2 separate regions of the Mus musculus genome follow, and region 1 is linked to region 2. The links are chromatin loops, found by intact Hi-C in ENCODE. Cell type or tissue: heart. All regions are shown on one strand. Each heading gives the region's core, and the rest is flanking DNA. Links, peaks and the distances in the headings are about the cores only.

Evidence for each region. Hi-C counts contacts between places; a loop is a spot of excess contacts. Peaks named below come from ENCODE experiments on the same cell type or tissue, not always from the same donor. Only the 100,000 strongest peaks of a DNase experiment are listed, where the experiment ranks them.
Region 1: a loop joins it to region 2, with 2.8 times the contacts of the local background. A loop is called at or near these places in 3 of 42 quality-filtered maps.

Annotation. Positions count from the first base shown.
Region 1 is chr9:86,640,679-86,651,055 of GRCm38, forward strand. Me1 (malic enzyme 1, NADP(+)-dependent, cytosolic) reads right to left here. Exons shown (of 14, transcript NM_008615.2): 5 at 10,190-10,351; 6 at 5,633-5,736. Among named protein-coding and RNA genes, the nearest start is that of A330041J22Rik, 50 kb to the right of the region's middle. In heart, for the core only: a CTCF peak has its summit at 6,320 (motif pointing right); no DNase peak of the experiment used is centred there.
Region 2 is chr9:86,691,792-86,702,168 of GRCm38, forward strand. It overlaps Me1 (malic enzyme 1, NADP(+)-dependent, cytosolic), which reads right to left and starts at 4,123. Exons shown (of 14, transcript NM_008615.2): 1 at 3,882-4,123. The coding sequence starts at 3,959. A330041J22Rik (RIKEN cDNA A330041J22 gene) reads left to right here and starts at 3,651. Exons shown (of 3, transcript NR_045835.1): 1 at 3,651-3,911; 2 at 7,292-7,357; 3 at 7,947-9,462. In heart, for the core only: a CTCF peak has its summit at 1,086; DNase peaks (open chromatin) are centred at 3,560 and 4,280; H3K4me3 peaks cover 1,662 bases; H3K27ac peaks cover 1,223 bases.

The DNA.
Region 1 (10,377 bases), core at 1,335-9,334, 51 kb before region 2:
ATAAGGACACATGCTCCACTATGTTCATAGCAGCCTTATTTATAATAGCCAGAAGCTGGAAAGAACCCAGATATCCCTCAACAGAGGAATGTTGAGGAATGGATACAGAAAATGTGGTATATTTACACAATGGAATACTACTCAGCTATTAAAAAGAATGAATTTATGAAATTCCTAGGCAAATGGATGGACCTGGAGGGTATCATCCTGAGTGAGGTAACCCAATCACAAAAGAACTCACATGATATGTATTCACTGATAAGTGGATATTAGCCCAGAAACTTAGAATACCCAAGATACAAGTTGCAAAACACATGAAACTCAAGAAGAACGAAGACCAAAGTGTAGTCACTTTGCTCCTTCTTAGAATTGGGACCAAACACCCATGGAAGGAGTTACAGAGACAAAGTTTGGAGCTGAGACGAAAGGATGGACCATCTAGAGACTGTGGCGCCCAGGGATCTATCCCATAATCAGCCTCCAAACGCAGACACCATTGCATATGCCAGATTTTGCTGAAAGGACTCTGATATAGCTGTCTCTTGTGAAGCTATGCCGTGCCTGGCAAACACAGAAGTGGATGCTCACAGTCAGCTATTGGATGGAACATGGAGCCCCCAATGGAGGAGCTAGAGAAAGTACCAAAGGAGCTAAAGGGGTCTGCAACCCTATAGGTGGAACAACATTATGAACTAACCATTACCCCCACAGCTCCTGTCTCTAGCTGCATACGTATCAGAAGATGGCCTAGTCGGCCATCATTGGGAAGAGAGGCCCCTTGGTCTTGCAAACTTTATATGCCCCAGAACAGGGGAACACCAGGGCCAAGAAGTTGGAGTGCATGGGTAGGGGAGTGGGGGACGAGGGTATGGGGGACTTTTGGGATAGCATTAAAAATGTAAATGAAGAAAATGTCTAATAAAAAATAATTAACATGCAAAAAAGAGAATTACTGGGGTCAAGAGATAAAACTGTTGAACAGGCAAATCTATTTTTTAAGCATTGATTTATTTTTACTTTAAGTACATTAGTGTTTTTGCCTTCATGTGTGTGAAGGTGCTGGATCCCTTGAACTGGAGTTGCAGATAGTTGTGAGCTGCTATGTGGGTGCTGGGAAGTGAATCTGAGTCCTCTGGAAGAGCAGCAGCCAGTGCTCTTAACCACTGAGCCATCTCTCCAACAGCGACTAAGCAAGTATTAAAGTAGATATGTGCTACACTATTAAAGAAGCTGAGTTCAGTCACGGCAACAGAAACCTGAAATGATACCCAGATTGCTCACTGTTATCCCAGGGATCACCTAAGCCACAGAGGAACACTTCGCCACAGACCATGGCCTATTCTTTTTTCCCAGGATGACCTATGTCCAATTACCTGATACAGACACATTCAGGATTGGCCAGGACAGGCCAGAGAGCGACAATAGTAGAGGCAGTCATGCCTGAAGAACCACTCAACATCCTCTGCTCAATCCTGTGGCTTGTGTCTTTCTTCCCTGGGAGTTACTCACAAGAGCACTTCTGAAAGAATCCTTAAACGCTGAGCCTCATTTCAGAACATGCCTCCTGGGTAACCTAGTCCACGACATCTGCTGTCAGGACGGGTCTGCAAAAGCAGGCGTTAAAATGGGTCCTATGACCTAAGTCAGTCCACAAGGATTCCCTGGCAGTAATTAGATCTCAATACACAAGGTGGCAGCCCAACTATTATAATTCTCTCCGGAGGTGACCCGCTCGGTATATCAGTAAAAGAGAATGTTGACTGGAGTGCTGTTTCAGAGTTTTTGAGAAAGCACACGAAGAGGGTAACAGTAAAAGAACACAAGACTTGTTGGCAAATAACCATCAACATGAGGGCCAAAGGCCTCGCTTGTACAAACAGACTTATAGATTCCATAGAGCCGTTAGCAGAAGACCCTGGTGGCAAGAACAGGGTGTATACACACCAGTGAGCCTCCAAGATGCCCAAGCCACTCACATTTGCTCCATTAGAATCTGGTAGAGTGAGCGGATACTTGCTACATGGAGAGGGATACTTGGCTTGATCGTCCCAAATTTTAAATCCTCAGAGTCGACACCGTTTTACGACTGAACAGAAGTCTTTTTTCTCCTCTCACCATTAATGAAGTCAGTCTTCTGTCAGGAGACGGTATACACCTTCATCTCCTTCAGACCCCACTGGGGCCCATAACAGCATCTACCACATCAGAAGCCACGTGGGCCATGCTGGAGCCTATGAAGGAAGAGAGCTTCTATATCCCAGAGGAACAGATGTAGGTAGCTTGTGTTAGCCAAGAGCAGTCCAAGTGAGCTTAATTATGAGGGTTTTTCATCAGATCCTGGACCCGAATGTTAGGTAGTGATTTTCAGACAGTTTCTTAAGATGCAGAATTTAACAAATGCCAAGAATCCCCAGAGATGACACAAAGTGACTATTAAAATAATTGCTAGGTACCTACCCAAACCAATGGCTCATACTAAGTAAGGCTGGCTTCTAGAAACATTGCCATGGATGGGAGAAGCAAGAATTTCTGGGCTCAGAGAAGGGCATTCTAGGATATACAAACTATATATAGTGCCTCCCTCCCCCCCCCCCAAAAAAAAATCAGGTGACTATCTTCTAAAACAATGACAAAAAGCCACATAGAATATGCTGGTGCGAAGCCTCCAAATCACTGAAAAGCTTATTTCCGGATCTCAAAAGACCAGGATGGACAGAAGACAACGGTGATACATAGCCAGGCTTATTGATAAGCTGTAAGAGGGGTGACAGGCCTCCAGAAGGAAGCCTAATGGGTGCAGCTGTCCTTAGAGGGGCAACAGCAATGTATGTGAGACAATGGCCCACAGTCATGAGAGAGAATAGAGACAGCTTTTCCTAGCCTGTCACTCAGTGTTTGCTACCAAAAGAAATCAAAGACAAACAGCTACACAATTGAAAGCAGTTAACGCAATACAGTTGCAATTGCCTGTACAATTTCCAAACTTGAGCTAATCTTTTACCCAGAATTCAGAGAGAAGAGGCCTAGTTTCCAGAAGGCAAGACTTCGCAATACATTGGCAAGGATACTCGGCAATAATTCTCCCAGCTCTTCAGAGGAATCTACAACGCTTACTCAGGTAGCTAGCTACACTGGGGAAAAGGGCTCAGATGTTTAGAGGATTCTGTGCACAGAGTCTACAGTGATATCTGGAGACTTGAAACATCAAGCAGTTGCTCCCGCTCCTCCCCTTGACAGAAGCAATGTGAAGGGCAGTGGTAAGTGGGGCCCCAACCAGGTGCTCTAGAAGTCTCAATGACACCACAAATCTATACTGTGTGCGATTTCTCAACTGAGATATTCTAATTTCATACTTACTGAGTGTGTTACAATATCTTCAGGTCTTTGGTCTACACAATAAGAGCTATCACAGGGCAAACAAAGATGATGTCATACCACCTCATCATCCACCCCATCTGTACCAATATAGTAAGTTAAAACCCCACAACAGTTTTGGTGGTTGGAACTAGGCATAAACTAATGGATGCTAACAAACTCAGTAGTGCAAGGAGTGGTCCCAACTGCATTACACGAGTGTGCGGGCCCACGCTGAGGCACAGCTCTGCCTCTGTCTGCTCGAGTTCCTCCTTCTCCCTCCTACAAGGTTGTTCCCAATAGCACTTAATATATTCCATCTCAGAAACTCCAACTGCAAAAGTCACTCATCAATCATGAATTTAAGTCATATGTCCTTTTAAAATGAATTTCTCTTTATTACCCTAACGGGATAATGCTTGGTTTTACTCCTAGTCAGCTTCTAAAGGAGCAATATCAAAACAATATATTTTGAAGTCTCTGCTATTTTTCTCTAGGAAGGGCCTAGGAGGACAACTCCTCCTTTCCACCATTTTCGTTTCTGAGCAGAGTCTCACTGTATAACGCAGGCTAAATTAGAGCTCACAGTAGTCCTCCTGTTTCAGTTCCCAAATTCCTAGGATCCGACACGAGCAAACATGCCTGGCTACAGAGGTTTCATGCATCAAAAGACACTGTTGAGTCTATTAATCCTCATTTTCTTTTCATATATCTTAAGCAATCTCCCAATTCAATATTTAAAATGTAAGTTGTTTTCTGATCCTGCAAGGAAAAAGACCTTCCCAACTTGGTTCTTATCTCCAATTCTCCAGGAAGTTGTTCATGGTTTCCATAAGGATTTTGCATCATCATTGAGTGCTTAGAACAGGCTTTATAATTTCCTGTAAATATCATGAATTTGTCTTCTTTAGGTCGATTTTAACTCACAAACTGGCAGTGAAGCAACCCACATTGCCAGTGTCAGTTCCTTCTCTGTCAGGGGCTTCGTGGCACTACTGAGCCAACTTCTTGATGGTGCTCTTATTTAGAAAGTTGATAATCACAAGTTTAAGTTTTTTTTATGATAAAACCTTTAAAATTATATGTGAATTACAAGTATAAATAAATGAATGGCATCATATAATTTTGAGCTTAAAGTTTCACAACTCATATTTTCTCTATGAGTAAATATATCTTAATGTATAAGTAGGATAATAACAAAGTAATCAAACATGTTCTTTTTAAATTAGTCCATAGTGATCTAAAAGTATACTCTGAATTAAATCCCATGACAAACAATTTGAGATATTTAAATTCTGTGCAAATTGATGAAGAAACTGCCTTTCTCTTGGTTATGACTTTAAATTATAAGAAACAAAAGAATATCTTAGTTACATGAAATACCAGTGATAAAGTTACTCACAAACAAAACAATAAAGCACAACCAGTAAAGTACAAATGTATTTTTAAACAATAGTGGTTTTGTGGCTGCAAACTAACAAAATGAATGACTGTCAGTTGACAGAACTCCCTCAGAGTATATTATCGCAGAATCGCCTTCTTAGAGAAAAAAGTTGGAAAGTCTTAAAGTACCAGAAGGCCCACAACCCAATGCTTACTACACGATATGAAAACACAGTAGTATATTTAATAAATACTGTTGATGTAAGCAGAGATGTATGAATAGAAATTGATACCCTGGTGCTCTCCCTCCCTATTACAGCTCTGGGATCGTATAGCTCACACTCAGTCTCCACCTCTTCCTTCTCCCACCACAAAAGAGTCCAATATCAGCCACAAACATGAATGAAGACTGGATCTTACCGGCAGCCAAAAAAGAAGTGCCAAAAATGTAAAAAAGGAAAAGGCTTTCTTTTTCTATTCACTGTCATTGGCCAGTTCCCTACTTCCCATAAACATGCATTTCAGCTGGGCTCTGTGCGTTTAGTGTGGTAAAGCTGGAGACCACCGCCTATTTTCAATGGCAACAATGATGCTTCTAAGAACAATGCTCTTTTGGGAATAGGAACAGAGATGGCTTGGAGGATAGATACATGATGCTGCCATTTGGCCAGTGAAAGTTATAAGGAGGGAAAGAGAGAGGGGAGGAAAAGGAAGAGGAGGAGAGAGAGGGAAGGGGAGGAAGAAGACAGGAAGAGGGAGAGAAAGAGAATGCATTCTTAATTAGGTCTAATTATTAAAACATACTGAATCAAACGAGATATTTTCCTAGGTGTGTCATCAGGGTTTAGACTTTTGAAATTCAGCTCCAACACAGATAAATAAAGATTGCACATACTTGGAAGACGCTGCCTCCATGAACTCATCCAGGAAGGCGTCATACTCAGGGCCTCTGACTCGCCGGTGCCGCAGCCCGATGTACAGTGGATCCTTAAGTAACTCCTAGTGTTAAAATAGACGTGGACCCCAAAAAACAATTAGCAATAAGAAAGTCATTGACCTTTCACTAGTCTGTTTGATCATCTCTATAAGAGACAGAAACAAAGATAAAATCTCGACGTACTGATACATCGTAGCCCACACTCACTAGTTACTTAATACTGTAGAGAGTATATTCATACTCTTCACAAACCAAATTAAAAAATAATTACTAAATGTTAAAAGATTCTAGGTTAGTCTGGGGGAAAGAAAAGTAAAATATGGCAGTGGTTCTCATTAGAAAAGCTCCCCTCTGATTTTTTGTACGTAAAATTTATCACAGATGGAAATTATGTTAAGTTTTAAAATTTTACAATTTATGAAGGAAAAAAAAGAACAATTTTTTCATAGATTTATTTCTATTTCCAAAAAAAATTTGAAATCTTCAAACATTTTGGGTATATTTGTTATATGACTACTAACCTATTTGAGAGAATATTTTTAGCCTTGACCAAGTTTTTCTTATGCTTTTTAAACTTTCTAGTTTCCTACTTCTTTTTTTTTAACATATTTATTTTCATATACAGCATTCTGCCTGCATGTATGCCTGCAGGCCAGAAGAGGGCGTCAGATCTCATTATAGATGGTTATGAGCCCTCATGTGGTTGCTGCATATTGAATTCAGGACCTTTGGAAGAGCAGACAGTGCTCTTAACCTCTGAGCCATCTCTCCTGCCCTAGTTTCCTATTTCTTAAAGAGACAGACCTGAGATACCATTATTCTACTCAAGTATTGGCATAAATAACCCTTAACATTATTTTAATAGATCAATTTTTAAATTGAAGTATAACGTAGATAGTGTAAAACATGCCCATTAGTAGCAGAGTTCTCAGTAAATTAAGAATATCTGTGAAAAAACATAGCTAATGGAATGTTTTACAGTGAAAGACTAAATTATGTTCAGATTCCAGAGTAAGAATATCCATCCTTATCACTTTTCTTCATCATTGCACCAGCAACACTAGCCATTACAATAAAGCAGGAAAAAGACAAGCACACAGACTGGAAAGGGAAGAACTAATACTTTGTATTTGTATGTATATAATTATGAAAATAGAAAGTGCCGATATGAATGTATATAATTTAATATAGTCATAGGATATAAGAACAATATACAAAAACAAGTATATCGCTACGTATTTATAGGGGACAGTTGAAATGAAATAAAATACAACTACATTTTATAATGGCAGTCCAAAACAAAATACACAGGGAAATATTTATTAGCATATGTAGAAAACTTGAACACTAGAAACTACAAACACTGCTTTTTTTAAAAACTTCTAAATGGTTTTAAATGCAGACCGTAGACAAATTGTTATGAAAATGGAGGGTTTACCTCAGAGGGCAGAATCAACAATTCACAGAAGGGCAAGAGCCTGAGAACAACATGCTACAGAAATCCTCTGCGAGGAATCAAAACCAGGCCGCGAGCAGGGGGCTTGCTCCATGCCCACAGGGGCTTCGCTGGCTGTGGCACTTCTAGAACTGAAGGAGTCCTAGTCCTCCATTTTGACTGGGAATGACCACCCCTCCCTGTTATTGGGATGGAAATGTTAAGAGTCTGCAACGGAAACCCTTGTATTGTGTGGGTCTGATGTAAACAAGAGAAAAGTACACTTGTCCCAGCATTCAGCTTTCCTATCATCCAGAGGAAACTACAACCCACGGGGCCACTGCCGAGAGCATACCTATTGTCCTGGTGTAATTATTAATAGAACTCTCTCCTATTGCGAAATCCCCTCGTTTTGACCAATATACTTGCAATGTACTGCTTAACTAGTAAGTAAGGTTTTTTTTTTCCACTGGAAGCTAACATGTTAAGTCACATAAATGTAAAATATAAAATCTGAAGCTAAGAACTGTTGTAAAGCCCAGCTGTTTCTTAAGGCACTCTTTAAACAAGCCATTGGCAGGCTCCCGGGCAGCCGAGGTTAAACTGCCAATGAGCTACTAATGGCTGCCAATATTAAAATACATTCTCCAAGTCTGGAATATATTTAGCCTCTGAATATGAGTTTTAGGAAAGAGGGGGGCACAGCTGAGAAAAATGTGCCCTTCTCTTTTTTCTCCTATTCTTTCCCACACTGATAATTGATGGACATAACATAAAGAAGTATAACTGTGGGAGGCAGTCCAGCAGGCAAGGGTATTTTTCACTAAGCTACATGCCCTGAGTTCAATTCCTGGAACTCACAGGGTAGAAGGAAAGAGCCAACTCCCATAGGTTGTCCTCCTACACACACACACACACACACACACACACACACACACACACACACACAGAGAGAGAGAGAGAGAGAGAGAGAGAGAGAGAGAGAAATACGCAAAAAGGAGAGGAAAAATATAATAGTTGAGTTTAAGATTTATGAAAAAGACTGCTTCAAAATTAGAATGCTATATAATTTTCTTTTAACAATGTACTTGAAAGAAATTATTATAAATTTTTAATTAATAAAATTAAGATAACACTTGAAAAGGTAGCATATTTTTACAGCTTTGACAGCCAAAAATTAATTTATACAAAATGCAATTTAAAAGGGAAGCAGCCAGAGGAGAGGAGAATGACGTGGTGGGACAGTGGTGGAGGGTAACAGATGAGAAGAAGCTGTAGTGTCATATACATATGGAGACACGGTGACGGAAACTATCGCTCTCTATCCTAACTTAAAAAGAAAAAAAAGGGGGGGACTGAAGACTATTCTAGTTTACAGGCTGTCACAAAAGGAAGTGACATGAATACTTTTCATTATGAAAACCTTATTGTGACTAGCCACCCAATTTAATTTCTGATTTCCATATGCACACATACACATGGCTATCTACACACATGTACTCCACACACATAAACACAGATACACACATGCACATCACATCCATACACATGCAAAAATAAGAATACAATACTTTTGACCCCAAAGAACGAATTTGTAGGTCAGCAATGAAAATTAGATAACAGGTAGCATTCTCCAATATAATGTGATTCATTTTAAAAAGCAGATAGTGTAAAAATACAAGATAATCAGTCAACTTGACAATTCTAAGACCCACCTTCATGAAACCATCTGATTCTGAGAATTCATGCAATCTATCAAAGTAAGAATCTATTGTAGATAACAGTGGTCAAGTTTCTCTATGTCCACATAATATTGATAACCTTGCAAAAGAGGCCCAGGTGGGGACTGGGAAAATGGCTCTTTTGGTCAAGAGTACTGACTGCTCTTGAAGGGGACCTAGGTCAGTTCCCAGGACCTACGTGTGGCCCAAAACCATCTGTAACTCTGGTTCCAGGGGATCTGACACCTACTTCTAAACATGACTACCAGGCATGTGTGTGGTGCAAACATACCCATCTAAACAAAATACATATAAAATGAGTAAAAATAGATGAATCATTTTAAAGGCCCAGGTTTAAGACTGTTCAAATTATTATATACTTATTTCATAGTTTCAATAACCCCTAGAATTTTCAAGCTATATCATAGGTCTTATAGGTTTTATTTTACTTGAATTCCATATATCATCTCATCTTGTTTTAAAAACATAAAAACTAGGGCTGGGGAGATGGCTCAGTAGTTAAGAGCACTGGCTGCTCTTCCAGAGGTCCTTAGTTCAATTCCCATCAACCACATGGTAGCTCACAACCATCTGTAATGGGATCTGATGGCCTCTTCTGGCATACAGGTGTACATGCAGATAGATCACTCATACACATTAAATAAATAAATCTTTAAAAGATATATAAAAACTAAAGTAACAGTTACTTTGACATTAAGATTTTTCTCAATGTCAATATAAACATACAATTTTAAAATAATATTTTAAAACAGGCTAGGTTTGATAACTAAATCATCTCTATTAGCATTGAAAAAGAAAATGTCAGAAGTCATATTTTAAATGAAACTATTTCCTTGAATAAAGGATAAATAACATCTGTGTACAGAAGGTAAATACGATTGTTTGTATCTGACTTAAAAAGCATAACAACTGTTTGCTTAAATTACTGTCAGAAAGGCTCTAAAATAATAATGTGGAAGGAAACGGAACTGAACTCCAAATCACCTTCCCCAGGATCAATACAGACTTTGAGCATAATAAGATCTCAATACTAAGGGGATTAGGTTTAGCGAGACCTATGAAATTCGGTCCTGTACAATGTAAAGATAATTAGAAATCACAGTTTCTAAGAGTAGTTAATGTGCTTCAAATAATCGTGGCGTCAATACTTATTCAAAGGATTTGAGACCACTAAGGAGGATGAATTCTTTTACAGAGATGAGAAAAGAGCAATTTTCTTATAACTGTCGGGGGCAGAGTTGAGGGGAATTCAGTAATCTATGAAACACAATCTCAAAACGTAAAATTTGGAACCATTTTTAAAGACAGCTAGAAGTTCTGTGCACGTGAAATGTTTACCTCATTTTCTGTTCCCACATCCAAAGTGATGGGTAGACACTGTTGTGGGTTCACCCCTCCACATGCCGTGTACAGGGCCAGTTTACCCACAGGGATGCCCATCCCATTACAGCCAAGGTCTCCCAAGCCAAGGATGCGCTCTCCATCAGTTACCACAATAGCCTAGAGGAAAGAAAAAGACAAAAAGG
Region 2 (10,377 bases), core at 969-8,968:
AAGTCATCTAAATCAGCGGAAATCCTGAAACTAATACATTTTAAATTGTATACCTAAGTACATACACACACACACACACACACACACACACACATATATATATATATACACATACACACACACACACACATCTTAAAACAGTTCCGTCTGTAGGGTATGGTGGTTCACACCTGCAATTGTAGAAGACTGAGGCAGGAGTACTGCTTTGAGTTCAAGGCCAGCCTAGTCTATATAATGAGCTCTAGCCCAGCCTCAACTACACAAAGTGAGATTCTGTCTCAAAAAAAAAATGTATGTATGCATATATGTGTATATATGTATAGTGTTTATATATGTGTATACATTCATATATGTGTGTGTATATATAGACATATGTATGTATAAATGCATGTATATATGCTATGTTTATTAACACAGTAAATCCCCTAAGTATGAGGTAGAAGTACTTCCCAACAGCTGTGACAGAATCAGTCTGAAATGATATACATTTGACTATTAGCAAGTAGTAAGGTTTAGAATTCCGTATAAATTACGAAGATCCTATGTCTCTCCGGTTTGCTTTGTTGTTGTTCTTGACTTTGTGTCTACTGTTAAGTTTGACTTTTACCAATTTTTACTTCCTTAAGATTGTGCCAACACGTAGTTAAAATTTCACAGATTATAAAAGCCAAATTCTGGGGCTGGAGAGAATGGCTCAGCGCTTAAGAGCACTGACTGCTCTCCCAAAGGTCATGAGTTCAATTCCCAGCAACCACATGGTGGTTCACAACCATCTGTAATTGGATCTAATGCCCTTTTCTTGTGTGTCTAAAGACAGTGACAGTATACTCATATATACATAAAATATATAAATAAATAAATCTTTAAAAAAATAAATAAAATGAAAGTCGAAGTCTAACATTTTTAGCTCTATCCCATTAAACAATTTAATGACCGATTCAAAGGAACTTTAGACTTCTGTATAAATGTGTATTAATTAGATATTATGAGGTAGTTAAATTAATGGGTCTACTGTCTTAGGATATTGCCAGAACCAACACTGTGAAAGCTCCCTGCAGTTGCTGGGGTGATGCATGCCTTTAATCTGAGCACTAGGAGGCAGAGGCAGGCAGGCAGACCTCTCTATGAGTGCAAGGTCAACCTGGTCTAGATAGTCAATTCCCTCCAGGCTAGACAAAGCTACACAATCAGAACTGCACTAAATAAATAAACAAATAACTGACGAAGTAGTAAGTACAAAATAATATGGAGCACCTTAGTGTATAAGTGTAAGCATTAAATCATAGTGAGAATAAGATAATTAGGAAAGGCTTCCCTAGGGAAATGATTACTAAATCAATTAATATCATTTTAATTTTAGGAGTCACAACAAAAATGAAAAGAAGAAAATCTTCAATATATTTTAAGCTAAAGGCTAAGTTTGGGAGTTAGACACATCTAGGATAGATAGTAAAACATTAATTTACATTCAACATAACAGGAAATAGCACTATAAGGATTTGAATAACAGGAGAATGTGAATAAAATGCTAACTGGTAGATCTCTCTCTCTCTCTCTCTCTCTGTGGTGTGGGGGACACGCACTCTCTTGTGTACATATACAAGTTGTTTGTGGGTGCCTCTAGCTGTGAGCTGCCTGAGATAGGTGCTGAGAACTGAACCCGTGTCCTCTGCAAGAGCAGCAAGCACTCTTAACCACCGAGCCACTTTCCTCAGCAACAAAAGATGTTTTCATCCATACCTAAATGTACGGACATAATACTAACTAAGCATGTCTCGGTCACCCAAAGGTAGGATCGTCAAACTCTTCCTTAGTGTGGCTAAACGAGTATTCCTATAGCGGGTGACAGGCTAGGCTCGTCTGCTAGGAGAAATTTAGAAAGCACTGTTGACTTTAGCATCCCCTTGGAGTCAGGTCATCTCAACATTAAAAAATTAAATTAAATTAAGAATTCTGTCCTAATAACAAAGACAGGGGACTTTTGAGTATATAGCAGATGATGTTAATGCCACAGGCATCACGCTGACCCCAGGGCTGAGTAAGTAAAGTTCCTTCTATTGATTGTCCCAAGATGACCCAGATTTGTAATCCAACTTGATACACTGCAGGTAAAATGTGTGCACACATTAAGACTGTACTTTTCTACCTTTGGTGTAAGATCTTTGTGACAGTATCGTTTCTACAGTGGGTATCAACTGTTACAGGTTAGCAGGAGACTCCAAACCCAGTAAAGTATGCCTTTGCTATGGGATGGGATGGGCTGGCCTGTCTACCCACTCTTAACAAACATTTCAACCTTGACTTAAGAAAATCAAACAGGTTCTGCTACTCGTGTGATCTTGTCAAGGCGACCCATGATTTCGTCATAAGTCAGGACAGGCAGGTAACACGTGAGAGCCACAAGTGGCTTTGTCACACCAAAGTTTACCTTTGTTCTAGTGAAAATAGTCCTCGACCTACAGGATAATAAAATAGGAAGAAAAAAAATTCAAACTAGCAATTACATTGATTTTGAAGGAAAAATAAGTAGGAAACTTAAAATGTTTACACTACATAGCTATAAATAATCAAATAAAGATTTGTAGAAGTCACTACAAAAAAATTACAAACTCGCCGGGCGTGGTGGCGCACGCCTTTAATCCCAGCACTCGGGAGGCAGAGGCAGGCGGATTTCTGAGTTCGAGGCCAGCTTGGTCTACAGAGTGAGTTCCAGGACAGCCAGGGCTACACAGAGAAACCCTGTCTCGAAAAACCAAAAAAAAAAAAAAAAAAAAAAGAGTCATAAAAAAATTACAAACTCAAACTAGCTATAATGCGCAAAATAATCACACGTGTTTAAGTTATTAATAATGAGCACAAGTCACCCATAACATGACTAGAGAGAAATGCTGAGGTACACTTCTTAACGAAAAAGGAGGTTCACTAAAGTGATACCCTAAAAGACTTAACAGGCCTCCATGCTGACACTCATGTCACTCTCCACATACTGAAGAAATAGGAAATCAGATATGCACACACGTGCATGCACATATGTGCGTACGTGCGTGCACGCACGCACACACACACACACACACACACACACACACCATTCTAACAACCACCCACACTATAAAATAAGACCTAGTTACTTACAAAAGCAAACTGATCATTTCTAAAATGTTCTCATTTAGGGGAGATCTTGGGTATAGGGTGGGAGGAGAGATATCACAGCATGAGAAAAGGGAACTCTGATCTGGGGCATACATTGAATTTCCTTGTAATAAGAAAAGAAAAAAAGAGGACTGGTTTAAAAAAAAATAATAACTTTCCAAAAGTCAGAATTTAGAAAGGAAAATAAATGAATAAATAAAATAAATGACTGTACCGCCGTATCATGTAAGTTTTCCCACCTAGGCATGCACGTAGGGTTCAACAAGAAACCACCCACACCATACAACCAATGTCATCCCAGAAGCCAAGAGGCCCTGGAGCCCCCACATCTTGTGGATGGGATCCCAGGCACTCAGAGGCCATCTCTGTTCAAGGCAGGACCGGTAGGACCACTTGTCTCCACAGCAGCCTCCGGTCATTGCCAGTCCAGTCACCTGGACCGGGAAGGCACGTCGCGGCTGAGCTGGCCGCCCGCCTGCCACCCTCACGGAAAACGCTCGATTCCCACACTGGTCCACACTGCCCTTCCCGGGATGGGAAAGGGGCAGACAAAGAAGAGCGGACCACAAGTTACATCGCTCCCCGGGGTCCAGCATCGGGATGCTGAGAGGCGAGGGCGCCGGCTCCGCAGTGGCCTCCCGGGTGGGACGGTCCCCTCGGTGGCACGCAGGTCCCCGCGGCCCAGCGGCCGGCTGCGGGCACAGGGCGGCTCTCGGGGCCGCGGGGCTCACCTTGTTGAGATGCGGGTCCCGCGTCAGCAGGTAGCCGCGCTGGTGGGTGTGTCGGCGGCGGGGGGCTCGGGGCTCCATGGCTGGCACGGTGGCGGGGCGGACGCGGAGTGCGGCGGGCGGCGGCCGTGCGACGGAAGGCCCCGCGGCCGGGGGCGGGCGTGGGTGGCGAGAGGGGGTGGCGAGGCGGGAGGAGCCCGCGCCTAGCCGCCGCCGCCGCGGCCGGGCGGCCCGCGAGAAGCGCTGAGTCACGGCGGCATCGGCCGAGCCGCCGTGCGAGGGGGCGGGGGCGGGGCTCCGGCCAGGCTGGTGAACGCCAAGCGAGAGACCTGGGCCCCGACGGGTGAGGGGCGGGCCGCCTCGCTTCCTCGGCTCGTCCACTGTCCTCCCCTAACCCCAACGTCCTGGGTGCCAGCCATGCCCCCGGGGCCTGATGCAGGAGGGGGATCAACTTTGACCCAGAAAGTCCAGGCCTCGATGGCACTGGGCGAGAGGGCGACTCCCCGCCTGTATCTGAATAGCATAGGAGGGGAATTTCTTTTGAACGCGATAAGAGAAGAGGTGTTAAGAGTACACGGGTCCAGTGATCAGACCTATTGAGCTTAAGAAGGACTCCCCTGAGCGTTCTGGAAACCAAGATGTTCATTTTTGCAAGACTATATGGTTTCTTCTTTGAGGAAAGAGGGTGAGAATAAAAGGTCTTCCAGTATTCAAACCCTGTGGTTGCATTATTGATATTTCTACTTAAAGATTAAAGGACTGGAGAAGTAAGTCCCATGCCACTCAGGGATGTCTGATTAAAACAGAACAGAACAATCAAGCAGCCTTCAGACACCAAAGCCTTTTCTTTTTAGTGTAATCGCATGGCCAGATTCTATGGTATTCGCCTAAACACTGAGGAATGGTTATGGGGTTATATATTGCCTAGATACCTGTGAAATGTTTTCTAATTATTTTACTTTACTCTACCAGTACAACGATAGCTTTTAGGCTATGCTTGAATTCAGAAGTTTCTTTGGCCTGGCTTTTAAATTATCTAGACTCAGTTATTTTATAGAAAGCATTATATTAGCATTGCACAGTTCTTCAAAAACATTTCTTGTACTTAACATGACACCTTTCATTGTGAGTTTTACAACCCATAAATAATTTACCTCATAACATCTGAGAAAGGGGTATACTTTACAAAACTCCCTCTCCTAAATTAGATGAGGCGCATTGCAATTATAATGCTTTGTGTGAGTCAAAAACAGTTTAACAGCAGACCTGGAAGATACAAATTTCCAGGAGAAACCAATTCCAACAGTTTTAGTAGAATGAAGCTTTTATGACTTAAATTTAGAGATGTTGCTTGTCCATTGCTGTGGGACTTAAGGTCTATAGCAAGGATCGCCAATATAGAACAAGCCCAAGGAGCATGTGACCTCTCCCTCCAAGCCAACATTTCAGGAACTCCAGGACCTGTAAAGCTGCTTCCTTTTCCTTGTCTGTTTACTTGTTCTCTGACAGCGCCAGTCATCTTGGATGGTGAGCAGCCCAAGGAGCTATTTTGTATAGTCATACACACTTCCAAAAAAAAGTCTAAAAAGAACCTATTTCCCAAATATTGACTAGAGCACAAACTTTTCAGTCTTTTTAATCATTTGTAGAATTAGATTTTATTGCCAAGAACACAGAAAAACAAGTATATAGATTAAAAACAATCAACCTCCTTTGCTTTCATTACCTTGTAAGAAACTGGGGTTTCAATGCCACCCTGTAAATGATTGATAATGTAAAGAATGTTAAAAGGGGGCAGTGGTGGAGCACGCCTTAAATCCCAGCAGTCGGGAGGCAGAGGCAGTCAGATTTCTGAGTTCTCTGAGTTCAAGGCCAGCCTGGTCTACAAAGTGAGTTCCAGGACAACCAGGGCTACACAGAGAAATCCTGTCTCGAAAAACAAAAAAAAAACAAAACAAAACAAAACAAAAAAAAGGGGGGGGGGAGGTGCTAAAGAGTTCAGCAGTTAAAAACACTTGATGCTCTGCTGCAGAGGACCCAAGTCCAGGTCCCAAGGCCCAAGCGGTATGGCTTACAACTACCTGTACATCTAGCTCCAGGGGATCTGACGCCCTCTTTTGGCTTCCTCAGACACTGGAGTGCACACACACACACACACACACACACACACACACACACACACACACACAGATAAACACTTATATGCAGAAAATAAATCTTGAAAAACAAAAGGCATGTTGAAATAGAGGCTAGAGATGTGGCTCCTTGGGAAAGCACTTGTTTTAAACATGAGTGAGCTTCTTGGTTTGACCTCGTGTACTGAATATACAGACCATATACTAACCTTCAGATAGGGTTACCAGCACATGAACATTAGCTTGAAAGGGTAGTCAATATGCAAGAAAAGATATAGATAATCACATCATCTAAACTGTGGAAAAGAATAGAGTGTATTTCAGCAATTAGCAAGTCTCTTTCTTTTGTTTGTTTGTTTGGTGGCAGCAATTAGCAATAGCTTGTTTGTGGCAGCAATTAGCAATAGTCTGTTTGTTTGTTTTGTGGTTTTTGTTTGGTTGTTTGGTTGATTGGTTGGTAGGTTTAGTTTTTGTTTTTCCAACATAGGGTTTCCTCTATGTAGCCCTGGCTGTACTAGAACTCTCTGAAAACCAGGCTAGCCTCAAACTCAGAGATCTGCCTGCCTCTGCCCCCCAAGTGCTAGGATTAAAGACACATACCACTGGCCAGCTATTTAATTATTAAATATGCTTTTAATAATTTTTAACACAATATTTTCTGTCTAAGTACTTAAAAATATCTCTGGTGGAAGCATTTTTAGGGGTAACTAAAAAATTCCCACCAATAATGCCTCACTTTGCTTTGTGTACAGACACATAGACACACACACACACATATATATATAACTTGTCCCCCACTGAGGCAGCCCTAGAAATATTCCATCAACATGGAATGGGAAACTACTGGTTCAGATATGTAAATAGCTGACATGCTTGTACAAAATGCATTAAAACTGTTAGTTCAGAATCCAAACTCTGCAATCAGATTTCCTTGGCTTATTCTAGCTTATTCATCCCCAACTCTTTTGTGCCCTACCTGTCCCCTTGGGATGACTTACTTTCCTCAATAATAAGAACTGTGCATTTGTCAACTGAAAATAAACCAGGCAGTTGCTTCAGTTGCCTAATTTCTCTCTCTCTCCTTCTCTCTCTCTCTCTCTCTCTCTCTCTCAAATCAAAGGAGAGTGGGAACACAGTGGTGTATATGCGTCATGTCCCTCCCCACCCCAGCCCCTCCAGCCCCACTGCTGTATGTATGTATGTATGTATGTATGTATGTATGTATGTATGTATATGAAGCTCAATATGTAGTTGCGTTTCCCTCTTTTGGGTTGGCAGATTGGGAGTGGAACAGAGGGGCCCTGGAAAAAACTGCCTTCATGATCATGGTATTTCCCCTGCCAGGTAAGTCTTTACTCTAACTTTTAAAAAGAAAACATCATCTGCCACTGCAATGAGAAAATTAATTTGGGTGTTATGTATGTTTTCTTTGTTTCTCCAATAGAGCAATCTCCCTGAGTAGCCCCAGTTGGCCTGGATTTGTGATTCTTCTGCCTCCACCTCTCAAGTATTGGGATTACAGGTGTATACCACCATGCCTGGCTTCTAAATATGTTTTAAGAATACCAATTTTACTTAAAGTTTTAGGAGTTAGAGCGCTTCATGTTATAAAGCAGGATTAACTGAGTTAGTAAGGTTAAATATTAACCTTGTATAATTAATAATATTATGCTCAATTCTTCTGTTTGTATTAAATTCTCTCTTATAATAAACTAAGTGGTTTTGGAAAAATGGCATCCTATTTTTTAAATTGGAGGAGAAAGGTTCTTGGAAAAGATCTGGGGAACGTTATTTTGGTTTGGTTTGGTTTGGTTTGGCTTGGTTTTACCAGTTATCACCTAGCTTCTCCAGCATGTAATTTATCTATCTAGGTCTAAGGTCATCTATCTATGAACTGTATGTTAAAGTTTGCCTTTCTCATTGCCTTCTCTAGGTTGAAGAGCATGAGAGCTGTTCTGTCTACAGGAATGAGAAAGTATGTCTCTCTTCAGTATGGAAGAGTGATAAAGCACATAAGAGTATCCCAGTAGCATACAGAACACGCTTTATCGCTATGTAACACGATTTAAACAGCAGTCATCCCATGCTCTCCTGTGGTTTCTGTGCATGTCTAATTGGAGAATGGCCTGGCTTCTTTCTGTTGGCCCCAGGTTTCTCACATGGCTACAGTGAGAATGGTTGGCATGCCTGTACAGTCTCAGCTACTCGGAAGGCAGGACTATTTGAGGCAGGAGTTATCAAGCCAACCCCAGGAACATAGTGAGAAAGAGCTTCTTTCGAGAAAGAGAGGAAAGAAGAGAGAAGAGGAGGAGGTTCATATTAAATGAACCATTGCACACTGCTCTGCGATATGCCTTAAGTATCATAGTTAGATTACTAAATTATGCTAGTTTTATATAAGGTTAACAAGAAACCATGAAAGAATTACATATTTGAAACAAAAGATGTCTGGGGTACCGTGCATGACTTAGCTGTGACAACAGTATAATAATTAACAATATTAAAAGTAATGCCAGAAACTGAATGATAATAGGTAGAGAACTTTTTTTTTAATTTAGAAAAATATGCCCCAAGAATTTTAACAGTATATTTCATTTTATAATTCTTCGATGTTTAAGGCTCACATGAAAGGTATACGTTATTTTATATGCAGGAAAAACATCTGTAGCATACTTGGTGCTGGAGATTTGGTCAATGTATTCTTCTGTAAGGTTTTAGGGACCACAGCCCTGCCTTTCTCTTTTCTGAGATGGCTGAGATTGTGGATCAGCAGTAGGTTTCATCAGCATCTGGGCAGTGAAAACTCCTGACAGCTTGGCTGCAGGCAGTAAACCCAGGCACATAAAGTTAGCCTAAGATGGACTGGATACATTTCATAATGGCTTTCTGTGCCAAATACCTGTAAGGAGAACCACCCTGCTCTCCTTACTGTGAAGTGGTAACTAGATTAAAAACAAACACAAATGATCTCAAGATTAAAAAAAAATTGAAGCTAAAGAACGTTGTAAAAGTGTTAAACTTTTCAAAATAAATAATATAGATCAAACTTACCATTTAACCTTGACTCATCTAAGAAACAGATTATCATGTGGCTTAATTAATTAACATACAACTGACGTTCAAATACAACAGGATGTTCATCTCTAAGTAATCATTATGTTTAGATTTTTACTTCTCAGTATCTCTGTATTCTGAATATTTTAACATTAGAGAAATCCCACATACAATTTATTTTCAAATCAAGGTTTCAAAAAACACAAAAACTTACTAAAGTTTTAGAATTTCTTCTTGGAACAAGAAACAAATTGTTATCTTTAAACTGGCACTCTTTATCATACTGTTGACCTATTTGCCTTTTTATTTCAAGAAGTTTTTTGTCTTAATAATCAGGAAAAAAATTCATGGACAGAAGAGTCTTATTAAATTACTTTATTTGGTTTGAATAATCTTAATAGGCAGAATATTTTCTCTTTTGGAAGCCAACTCATAACGTAAACATCATTAACTCAGAGCCCAGGGGTTATGTCTAGTGGTTAGCATCCGGGGGCCTACAGGAATAGAAGTAAGCCAGGATTTAGCACCAGCCCTCCTCTGTAATGCCACGGAAAGCTGGCTTAGCTCTCCAGTGCAGTCCTAAGCAGGCTCTGTGGTGTGACTGACTGCAGAGCTCCAGACCTGCTGGCTTCTGGCAGGGGCCGTGTGTTGAAGAAAGTTGTCCTGGGAAAGTTGTACAAGAGATTCATTCATGGTAGATGAAGAGACCTGAGAGGCTGCACGTAGGCCAGAGCAGAAATGTGGAGTGTTAAAGTAAGTTTTGTCATAGTGAAAACCACAGGGTCAAGCTATTCTTTTGAAGACAAACTTTTTGAAGTGGAACTTAGAAAATCTTTAGACAGGGACAAAAAAAAGTTAATTTTAATTGTTAAGACAGTTATTAAGTTACTTTGTGGTTTTGAAATAACCAGGCTTGGGTCCTTGTTTTCCCTAAGAATTCATTTAATCTTTCAAGACTTCCCAAGAAGCCTGGAATTTAAACAGATAGAGAAGTCTTTATGTGTAATTGTTTACAGCCAGCCTATTTATACTGAGATTTGAAGATATGTATTCTTTGCCTGATGCCAGAAAAACCGGGAGTGGGTCATACCTACCCTGAGCTCCCTCCCTCTCCTCCCCCTCTCACCACACCCAGCAGGCTGTTTACCTTCCCTGGCTAATGGTGAGGGGAAGTTCCCAGTGCATTTCCCTCCCTCAGCATGGAAGCTGCTCTGTCATCAGATAATGAGGCTAAAGAGGCTGAGAGGACAGAGCCCTGGATGTGACATTACCACCTCACCGCCATGGCCTTACAGTGACAGGAACTGAGT